Regions from separate parts of the Homo sapiens genome. Here all the other regions are linked to region 3. The links are chromatin contacts, found by Hi-C in ENCODE. All regions are on one chromosome and are shown on one strand. The core of a region is the stretch at or near the end of the contact, and the rest is flanking DNA. Distances in the headings are between cores, read along the strand shown. Region 1 holds the start of PJA1 (praja ring finger ubiquitin ligase 1). Region 2 holds the start of RTL5 (retrotransposon Gag like 5). Region 3 holds the start of SNX12 (sorting nexin 12).

Region 1 (3,576 bases), core at 222-2,721, 1.9 Mb after region 3:
AGAAGTAGAATTGCTAGATGAAAATGTATCTCCATTAAAAAATTTGATAGTTTCAGATTTCTCACCAATGAAGTTCTATTATTGTTATTATTATCATCATCATTTTGAGATGGCATCTTGCTTGGTTGTCCAGGCTGGAGTGCAGTGGCGTGATCTTCACTCACTTCAGCCTCAACCTCCTGGGCTCACACAATCCTCCTGCTTCAGCCTCCTAAGTAGTTGGGACTACAGGCACACACCACCAGCTTGTCATATCTTTCTCAGTGAATAAAGCAACCTGTTTTGTTCTCTTTAGTTCTTTTTACTTTGAGTTCTCGATGTTTAGGATATTGATATTGTTACGAGTTTGTTTCCTCCTTCCTTTCCTTCCTTTTTTTTTTTTTTGCTTCTTTCCTTCCCTCATTCCCTCTCTCCCTTTTTTCTGCTAGTATTTTACTCTCATATATTTTTTATTCCTATTTCTGCTTTAGGTGAAACTCACATAAATAGAATATAACTTAGCTTTTAAAAACAAAATGCTCAAAATAAGAGTTTGGTTTTTATTAGGAGATGTTAACCCATAATGCATGCTGATATATTTGGATTCCTGCATTTTTGTTTTCTTTTTGCATCCTTTTTTTTGTACCCCCCCAGCAACATTTCTTGACCTTTGTTAAGAATGAGTTTTTCTCTTTGTTCCACATATTATTACTTTAATGGTTTGAAAGTTATACATTTTATTTCTATTATGTTGTTACCCCTAAGATTTTTGTTCTATTATGCATTTTGTTTCCAGTAAGAACAAAACTTTGCTACTGTTGTGAACATGGGAAATGTTTACATTGGCTGTAAATACTAGAGTTCCATTATAAAGCGCAATTTAAAGACTTCAGAATTCAGTAAAATGGTATAAATCCAAAAGGCGTAACTACAATATTTTTAACTGCAATGCAATAACAGAATATGAACCTGTGTTGTGTCCTATGATCTCTTGGACAGAGAAGCTTGGTTTTGTGATTAGCAGCAACAAATTCAACATAAACAGCTTCAATTTGCTTTAACCATCAGGTTAAAAAAAATTTAAGCTTACTGCAACCCTAAATATGGTTTCACAGTTTTAATACTTTCGGTACAACCATAACACGTAACATAGGATGTGATGTAGTAACGTAATTACTCTCACATTGGACTTAATCAGAAAGAATTTGCAGATTTTATTTTATTTATTAAAAAACCAGAAGGCAATATAGCTAAATGTTTAACATTAGTTAAAGCTGGGTGTTTGTGACATTTTTCGCTGTCCTTTTCTGTATCCTTGACGATTTCATCATTTAAGATGAAATAATGCTTTCGGGCCCACCCTGATTTGTGGAGAGCAGCTGCCGCCCCCGCCACATCAAGGAGGCGGGCTCCAGCTGACTTCACAATCACTTCCGCCGCCGCAGTCGCCGCCCGCCCCGCTGCTGTCTGGCGGGGGAGGAGCTCGGGACCGGGAGCAGCGGCTCTGGCGGTCGTGGCGGTCGGAGATCCGAGAGCTCTGCTTCTCTGAAAAGCGTGTGGCTTTCTGGACTTGGTGAGTGAAAGGCTGATTGTTTCCTCGATTCATCCGGGCGCTGGCGGTGGCGCGAGTGGCCGGGCGCGGGGCGAGTGGCCGGGCACGGGGGCGAGGATTTTGGGGGGTTCCTGGGAACTGCTTTTCAGGTTCGCCCCTCGGGAAGGGGTGGGGCGGACGCGGGACCTGACTGCAGAGTGAGGCCCATGTCCTCCATCGGCCTGTTCTGGGGCCACATCTTCCGCTGCCGGAACCCCTTTGGTGTGGCGCGGTCCCCACTCGAGTGGCTTTCATCGCTATTGGGAGGGCAGTGGTGGTCGCGGCCCTCTCCCACTTCTCCCTGCCTCTCCTCCCCTCTCCTTCCTTCTTCCCTCCTCGGCCCCTTTGCGGAGCACTCCGTGGCCTTTCTTCCCATATTTTGCTGTTGTTTTGCCAAATGGTAAATGGTTAAGATTTTTAGGTAAAAATACTGTTCCCAGGGAAAAAATTGGAAGGAAAAAATAATTATTCTCAGGGAAAACTAGACCCACGCACGCCCTTTTCTTTCATTTTCCCTCTCCCCTGCCACATCGGTTGGGGTCTCCCGTTTGAGCTGATGGCCTTTTCCCACCTCTTTTTATGACATTGCGTCCCCCCTACCCCCCACCCCCCGTGTGTCGCGAGCACGCGCCCCCGCACAGAAGCCTTCCATTGCAGCCCCCTCCTTGCCCCTCCATCCTCAAGGTTCCAGTGCTTCCCCTCCCCCGCGCATGCGCAGGCACACGCAGCACACACCCTCTCACACACCCTCACACCCTCACACCCTCCCATGCCTTCCCCCTCCTCTATCCGCCTACCACATACACACCTCTAGCACCGGCCCCCTCCCTGCTCGGCCTCTGCGTGCTCTCGCGAACACATGCCTATTCACACACCCCCTCCGGCTGCCCTCCTTCTTCCTTCCTGTCATATACACACATAAGGACATCCTTCTATCGCTGGCCAGTGACATACATATGTAGCCACATGTGCTCATTCATACCCCCTTCTCAAATGCTCTCCTCTATTGCTCTGTCTGCCACGTGTGTCAGACACAGCTCTCTTTTGCTGGTCCCTGAGGTGCACACACTCGCACTCACATAAATCCTTCTACGGGGACACAACCTGCCTCCCTGCTTGCCATATCCACACAGGCAGGCATCATTCTTTGATTGCCTGCCTCTGTTCCATCCACCTCAAGCACATCCCTCTCCAGTGCTGCGCACCCCCCACCCCCGCTTCCATTTGTGCCTGCTGCATTTGCTCACACTGACATTTCTCCATTGTTGCCTCCCATTTTGACTAACATACACACACACAAACTCTCAGACACTCCTCTCCATTGCCAACCATACACTCCTCTGCCTGTGACATACGCATAAACATGGGCATCCTTCTGTAGTTTCAGCTGCCTCACATACAGCTACACACACAAACACCTTCCCTTTCCTCATACATACACGCACCCCTCTCCTCCAAAGCCACCCCACCCATGCCTGTCATTTTCATACCCACATCCAGAATGGGTCTCATTCTAACACTCATACCCTTTCCCCCTACAAACGTAAACATCCCTCTGTTGCAGGATTACTGGTCCCCTTCCACCTGTCCCTCTCCTCTTGATAGACAGACACATAGGCACTCGTGCACACACGGCGATCTGTATTTTCCACTCTATTCCAATTTGCATTTCTCCTGTATGTCTGCAGCACTCAGAAAAATGCAGACACCCCATAAAAAAAACTATAGCAGTCTTTCCTTTCCCCACGTTGCACAATTCCACAGTACTTCACCCACCTTCCAAGCGTCCAGTCACCCCCCAACCTTCCGTCAGATTCTCCTCTAAGTCTGGCTTTCCTGCAAACCCAGTCTTGTAATCATTTTGCCAACATTAAAAATGTGTTCCAGGTCTACACCTGACAGTCACTGGAATGCTACTCCAGGCCTTAGAAGAAAGTGAAACTAATTTTAAAGGCCCCTTATTCTTTCTGTTACCTGCCTGCTGAAGTGAAAATAAATCTCCCTGC
Region 2 (3,218 bases), core at 701-3,200, 1.1 Mb before region 3:
GTGGTTTGGGGACCAAGCCCTTATCTCAATGATCCCCACCTTGAGTGCTCAGTTACGAAAAGAGGCTCAGAATGCAGACACCTTTTGCTACTTTGGACTGCAAGTTCCTCTCTTTGAAGCCCTGCAGCTCTTAAGGTTTTCTGCGACCCTACCAAGGAAATGACCTGTGTGAAGCAAGAAGAGATTTACACCAGGAAGTCCAATCTGGAGTTCTTTCTTGGATGTCAAGAACTTTTACTTGAGCCTTTGTGGGCCGTGTTCCCTGCACCTTAGTCCCGCTGTAAGTGATGTCAGGTCTAGGAGGGCTAAGGTGAAGGAGAGGGAAGGAGGAGGTAACAGCATAAAAGAGGCAGAAGTTCAGCGGCATCATCAGTGAGTAAGGATGCACAAGATTTGAATAGGGTTGATTGAAGTGATGAATTTGATGAGAATACATGAAGAAAGTGAGAGTAGAGAAGGGACATTCATGCTGTATGTACACTGAACAAAGACTCAGAATCACAGAGATTTGGGGTTGCTCTTGGGGTTCTTTGGTCCAACGCCTCATTCTGTGCCCAGACTCCCTCCTCAGCAGCCCTTCTAGGTGTTTCTTCAGCCTCAGCGCACACACCTGCAGGGAAGGGGAGCTCCCTCCCTCCCAAGGCAGCTCATTTCTTCCACGGACAGTTGGGGCTGTCAGGTGTGTCAGAAAGTTCTTCCTTATCTGGAGGTGGAATGTGCCTCCTTCTGGGTTTCCACCCACTGGTCCTAATTCTGCCATGGTAGCAACACAGAGCACATCGACTCTTTTTCTGTGTGGCAAGTCCTTTGTTATCTGAACACAAGGCTCATGGTGTCCCTTGGCATCTTGCTTTTCCAAGGTCACCACTGCCCTGGTAGGGGGTGGGGGTTATGGCTGTCATCCTGTTGGTGGCCCATCAGCAGTTTTCTATTCGCCATTAGAGTTAACCTTTATTAGTATAGATAAAGGAGTGCTGACAAGACCTCTTTTCATGCTCAACATCCACTGAGCACCTCTTGGCAGGTGGGGAGGGAATCCAGCCTTGTGCCAGGTGCTTCTGGAAACCTAAGGGTAGCAAGATGTGATTCTTTACATCGAGAAGCTCAGGCTTGGTTAGGGGGGACAAAATAGGTGACCTCTGGGTGCTGTGTATTGGGCTTACTTTGGTGAGGCAGTAGCTATCCAGGGGTTATTGCAAGAGCAGAGTGAGTGAAGCCCAGAGTGGGAGATCCTGCAGATGCCCCCTTTGTCTTCTGGTGCCAGGATCCCAAAGGCATGGGCGATGTGGCAAGAGGGGGGCTGGAGGGAATGTAGGCCCACATTGTGGGAGTCTCCCACCCAGCTCTCGGTGAATGGCATAACTTATGGCCCTGCCTCAGTCTCTGTCCTTGTTTCCCCATGGGCTACTGAGCTGAAAAAAGGGGCTGGGGATGGGGGGAAACAGCCCTGGAAATAGCCTCTTTCAGAATCATTAGGCTGAAAGGTGAAAGCTGGAAACTGCTTTGTCGATTGTTTTTAAACTCTCTGTCTTTATCTTGCTGGTCCCTGTCCTCTTTCTTCTTTGCCTCCCTCCTGCCGCTGCGCATCTCGCTTCTGGGCTCCGGCCGCAGCCCCCCTCCCTCTCGGTACCTTGCAACAGGCTCTGGAGATTGAGCTGCGCCTCCCGAAGCAGCTCCTCTACACTCGGGGGCCTGCCCGAGGAGAGGAACACGTTCACTGGCTGTCGCCATGACGACCTCGAGTGGGCAGTCGCTGTCGCATTTTCCCGACCCGAGTTAGCTGCAGCTAGGGAAGGAGAGAGTCAGTGAGAGGCGCAGGCGAGCTGGAGGGGAGCGGCGCGCGGCGGCCAGTGGGCGCCCGCGGTTCCCCAAGGCCCGCCCCTGCGTGGGGTGGGGGGAGTGCGAGGCTGCGCTTAAAAGGCGGGGAATCGCCGGCCGCAAGATTTTTCCTCGACAGATCCTGCCGCAGTCCGCTCCCTCCCGCTCCGCTCGCCCCTGCCCGCCCGCCCGCCCGGTCGCGCGGTCGCCGCCGCCACCGTGTCGCCCGCATCCTCCGCCTGGCGCCTCCGGGCCCCGTGCCTCCGCCCGCCCTCTCCGGCCCCGGCGACGAGGTAACGCGCCCTGGGCCGAGCCGCCGGGCCCTCCGCCCAGAGCGCCGCCCTCCGAGCTCGCCCCGGTGGGTGTGGCCCGGCCTGGCCCGTGCCCCGCTGCCGCACTTCGGTCCCTCCCGAGCCCCGCCGCCGCATTTCGGCCTCCTCCGGCCGCCCGTAGTTCCAGTTCCCCTTTCCCCACCACGGAGCCCCAGGGCCCCTGGGCTTGTCGAGATGTCTGAGGCGTCAGGAAATCTCAACAGCCTCCGCATGGCGAATGTGGCCCTGCGCGAAGAATTAAATGCCCTTCGCGGGGAGAATGCCAATTTGGGCCTCCAGCTCGGGAGAGCCCTGGCCGAGGTTAATTCCTTGCGGGGCAATGTCTCCAGCTACATCCGCTGGCCAGTACCCATAGTGCCCGTCCTTGCGGAGGAGAACTTGGAGTTCGCGCTCAGTGAGATCGAAGTCATTCCCGGGGGAGAACTGCCCTTCTTGTGCCGGCCTCCCCCACGCGCGGAGCCCGACTGTATCTCGGATGATCTTTTGATTAACGTGATCCAGGATCGCAGCACCCCCGACGGGCCCGCTGACCCCCCTCTGCTGCCCATCCCGCCCCCGCCGGCGCTGCCTCCGCCCGCGTCAAAGGAACCGCCCCCGCAACCCCCTCTGGCACCGCTGGAGCGGCCTGAGATAGAGCCCTTTTCAGGAGACCCAGTCTACCTGGCTGAATTCCTGATGCAGCTAGAGACCTTCATAGCCGACCATGAGGTTCATTTCCCCGGGGGCGCCGAGCGGGTGGCCTTTCTGATCTCCTTTTTCACTGGCGAAGCCAAGGACTGGGCCATCTCGGTCACCCAGGAAGGAAGCCCCTTGCATGCCAACTTCCCGCGCTTCCTGGATGAAATCCGTAAGGAATTCTGTGGCCCCATCCCCCCACGTGTGGCTAAAAAGGCCATTCGCAAGCTCAAGCAGGGCCACTGTACCCTCGGCAGCTATGCAGATGCTTTTCAGTTCCTGGCCCAATTCTTGTCTTGGGATGACTGCCGCCTCCAAAACCAATTCCTCAAAGGCCTGTCGGAATTCTTCCGCAAAGAGCTCTTATGGTCAACAGAAATGGCCGACCTGGAT
Region 3 (3,947 bases), core at 48-2,547:
TACCTTTCCCTATTTCCACTCCTATTTGTCCTTTATGTCTTTTCATGTCTGTTAAACTCAGATGTTTCCTCCTCCAGGGGAACCTCCCCTAATTTTTCCAGTTATACATTTCCTATGTGCTGCTTTGAACATTTACTTATTTTGTATTTGTCGCATTATATTAGTTTTGTTTACTTGTCTCCCTTGCTAGAATGTTAACTCCTTGAGGGCAGGGACTCTTATTTAACTCCAGGATTTTAGTGTTTAGCATGGTGCTTGGCACGTATTTGCTTAGTGGATATTGGTTAAATTGAATTAAACAGCAATTGTGAAATTGTAGGGCCTCATACTCTGTTGAAAGAATTTCAGGCATCAGTGATATGGGAAATATTTTTTGAGTAGAGGAGGGCAGGGGAAAGGTGGAGAAAGGATGACCTGAAATCATCACCCAGTCTACCCTTTAATGTGGAGCATATGTAAATTAGTCATATAAATATTAATATTTCTATAGATATTCTCATGTAAACATTTATTCTATCTCCATTATGGGTTGCAAGCAACCTCAGAGCAGTGCCAAGTATGGAGTTCTGCGGAGTAGAAATAGAAGGTATGAAATAAGTACCCTCAATTTGCTGATAAATGTAAGATTGAGTACACCTGGAGTGTGGCAACAAGGAGTAAGATATGCCCAATTTTCCTGAAAAGTAAGAGAGAAATGTCTTTCTTTACCCCATCCTAGTTGCTTGCTGCTTTCCTGGCGCCATACGTAGTGCTGAGTGCGCCATTGTGTGTGGCGTGAACTGAAACCATCAGTGGCACAGGTGGGACGGCTACGTTATAGGTTCTCAGTACTATTGTTGGAACCCCACCCTCCATAGACCACCCTTCTATTTTCGCGGAAAACCAGGACTTATTCAGGTCACTGGGCTTCGGCCTATCACTGTAGGAGCCTGGCTCACGGGGCAGTGCCCACTGTTGATTGATACACGGTACGAGACAATTTCTTGGGTTGAGGAGCCGCGATTGGCGGAGCCAGCCTGTGCTGCTAGGCAGGGTATTGGGTACTGCGTATTGGGGATGCAGGTTCCCGGGTGGCCACAAACATCACCCGGAAGCCTGAATATGGCCTCCACTCTACAGGGCGCGCAGCAGTCAGCACGGCCGCTATTCAGAGCCCGGGGCCCAGGCCCGTGCGGCGTGCGCGTGCGTGCGTGGGCGCGCGTGCGCGCCGCCGCCGCCTGTGGGTTGGCTAGTTATTTTGCAAGCGGGAGGGGCCGTGCGCGCTCCTGCCTCAGGCCTCTGTCCCCCACCCCCTTTCCCCGGTCCCAGGCTCTCCTTCGGAAAGATGTCGGACACGGCAGTAGCTGATACCCGGCGCCTTAACTCGAAGCCGCAGGACCTGACCGACGCTTACGGGCCGCCAAGTAACTTCCTGGAGATCGACATCTTTAATCCTCAGACGGTGGGCGTGGGACGCGCGCGCTTCACCACCTATGAGGTTCGCATGCGGGTGAGTCACGGGGTGAGGGAGACAGCTGAGGGAGGACCGGGCGGCGCGAGCGGGAGGGGGGAGGGAGGCTACCGCGGGGGCAACTAACGGCGGGGAAGACGCCTTAGGGGTCATTTGGGGGTTAGGGGTATAATAGGCTTGGAACGAGGTCTGCCGATTCAGTTGTGGCCGGAGGATGCAGAAAACTCCTGAGGGAGACATCGGACGGGGATGCAGGAAAGCTACCCATGAGGAAGTGAAGCATGGCTGGATAGGGTGGGGTGGATGGAAAAAGATTAGAGTGAGGAATTCAAGGAGATAGGAATCACGGCTGTAGCGACTGAAGGAAGGGAGGGAGGATGGAAGAGGGCTGGGGGATGGAAAGCCAAGGCGATATATCGCTGAGCTCCATAACTAAACTAGGTTGTGAGAAGTCTGAAGAGGGAGGGCAGGAAGGCCGGCTGCTTTCTAATGAGGTCTCCCTGGGATAATGGAGTAAAGCAAAGCCTTGAATTAAAGGGAAGGTAGATTCCAGAAAAGGCAGACAGTAGGCTTGTGGGAGCAGAAATAAGAAAGGGAGTCTCCTTGAGACCGAGCGCTTTCCTAACTTGTGTCGGATCAGCATCTGAAGGAGAGAAATGTTTTATGCTTAAGTTTTCGCAGATACTACGTGCTGTCTCGCCTTGAAACCTGGCCTGGCCCTGGGATTGGTGCCTTGTCAGTCACTGCTTTCATTCTATGTGGATCCTTTAGATTTGAAGTATCCAGAATGTTTATTTCAGTATTTATTGACTCTCGTTTAGGTACTTTGTATATGAATGGCTTTTTGCCCTTTCTGTCCTAGATTACCCTTTTGGATTCTGACCCTGGTCTGTAGTTACTTTAATACATGACATTTCAGAATTGCCCAGGAGTGGCTTCTTCCAGCATGCATGATAGAGGACTTTACTCTCTAGTGCTTAGCCCATAATGCAAGGATGGAATGTGCAGATAGAGTACTTGGTTTGCAGGATCTTTTGCCCACTTGAAGTGGTTATAGGCAAAACAGTTTGAGAATCATTTTCTAGTTTTCCTTATGTTTTCTTCTCAGACTAAAAGGCCAGAATATTCTCTGTGGACAGCATCCTGCTCAAACAGCATTGAAGAACTAAAAGAGTGTATGTGCTTTCATTGTTGAAGGAGTGAATTGAATGAGAAATTGTGGTCTCCTACTTGGGCTTTGAAATCTTATTGAGAAATTATGATTTCCAGATTCCAAGTTTGGCAAAGTCCAAACTGAAGAAAGAAAAGTGAATAGCAAAACATGAGAAACACTTGTCTATATAAGAACTATGTGAAATCATGTCTTTGGGGGAGAATGGAATTTAGGTCCTTCAGAATATGATAAAAGCAGGAAATTGTCAGTGCTGGAGAACTTAGTTACCTGAGGGAGCTTGGGCATGACTAGTACAGCATAAGGGCTGTCTGCTGTGGGGTTTTGGAGACATTCAATGCATTACCCAAGAGTCTTAGGGATTCTGAATGAAATCGCTCTTTACTCAGGGTATTCTTTTTTTTTTTTTTTTTTTTTTAAGAGATGGAGTCTCGTTCTATTGCCCAGGCTGCCGTGCAATGGTGCAATCTCGGCTCGCTGCAACCTCCGCCTCCTGGGTTCAAGCAATTCTCCTGCCTCATCCTCCCGAGTAGCTGGGATTACAGGCACATGCCACCATGCCTGGCTAATTTTTGTATTTTTAATAGAGACGGGGTTTCGCCATGTTGGCCAGGCTGGTCTTGAACTGCTGACCGCAAGTGATCCTCCTGCCTCGGCCTCCCAAAGGGCTGGGATTAGAGGCGTGAGCCACCACGCCTGGCCCTACTCCAGGTATTCTAATAGCAACAGGGACTGTTCATCTAGTGCCTACTGTGTACCAGGCACTGAACTAGGTTTTAATTTGTGTTAATCCTTACAGAACTTCGTTTTACACATGGGAAACTGAGGAGGAATGCAGTTTAAGTAACTTGCCCAAGTACACGTAACTATAACTGACAGGGCTGGAATTTGAACACAAATATGTCTGACTCCATATTCTTTCTGCTACACTTCTGTCTCCTTGACAACACTTAGTAGCAAAACTTTAGCATGCAAAATTTTTCTACTCACTAAACTTTTAATCGGTCCCTTCCACAATTTTTTTTTTTTTCGAGACAGAGTCTCGCTCTGTCACCCAGGCTGGAGTGCAGTGGCATGATCTCAGCTCACTGCAACCTATGCCTCCCAGGTTCAGGCGATTCTCCTGCCTCAGCCTCTGGAGTAGCTGGGACTACAGGCATAAGGCATGGTGCCACCACACCTGGCTAATTTTTTTTTTTTTTTTTGAGATAGAGTTTTGCTCTTGTAGCCCAGGCTGGAGTGCAGTGGCATGATCTCGGCTCACTGCAACCTCTGCCTCCCGGGTTCAAGTGATTCTTCTGCCTCAGCCTCCCAAGTAGCTGGGAT

The links. A loop is a pair of places that touch in the nucleus more often than their neighbours do. Pooled maps may share reads with other maps.
Region 1: a pooled map shows a loop between it and region 3 (9-fold over the local background). The contact joins the promoter of PJA1 here to the promoter of SNX12 in region 3. A Hi-C loop is called at or near these places in 4 of 50 pooled maps.
Region 2: a loop to region 3 is called in a pooled map, with 5 times the contacts of the local background. The contact joins the promoter of RTL5 here to the promoter of SNX12 in region 3. A Hi-C loop is called at or near these places in 5 of 50 pooled maps.

What each region holds. Positions count from the first base shown.
Region 1 is chrX:69,163,348-69,166,923 of GRCh38, reverse strand. It overlaps PJA1 (praja ring finger ubiquitin ligase 1), which reads left to right and starts at 1,471. Exons shown (of 2, transcript NM_001032396.4): 1 at 1,471-1,552.
Region 2 is chrX:72,130,647-72,133,864 of GRCh38, reverse strand. It overlaps RTL5 (retrotransposon Gag like 5), which reads left to right and starts at 1,950. Exons shown (of 1, transcript NM_001405151.1): 1 at 1,950-3,218. The coding sequence starts at 2,325. NHSL2 (NHS like 2) reads right to left here. Exons shown (of 8, transcript NM_001013627.3): 2 at 1,631-1,786. RefSeq lists silencers at 1,870-1,929, 2,090-2,159.
Region 3 is chrX:71,065,684-71,069,630 of GRCh38, reverse strand. SNX12 (sorting nexin 12) reads left to right here and starts at 1,297. Exons shown (of 4, transcript NM_013346.4): 1 at 1,297-1,489. The coding sequence starts at 1,325. RefSeq lists silencers at 1,082-1,301, 1,141-1,334.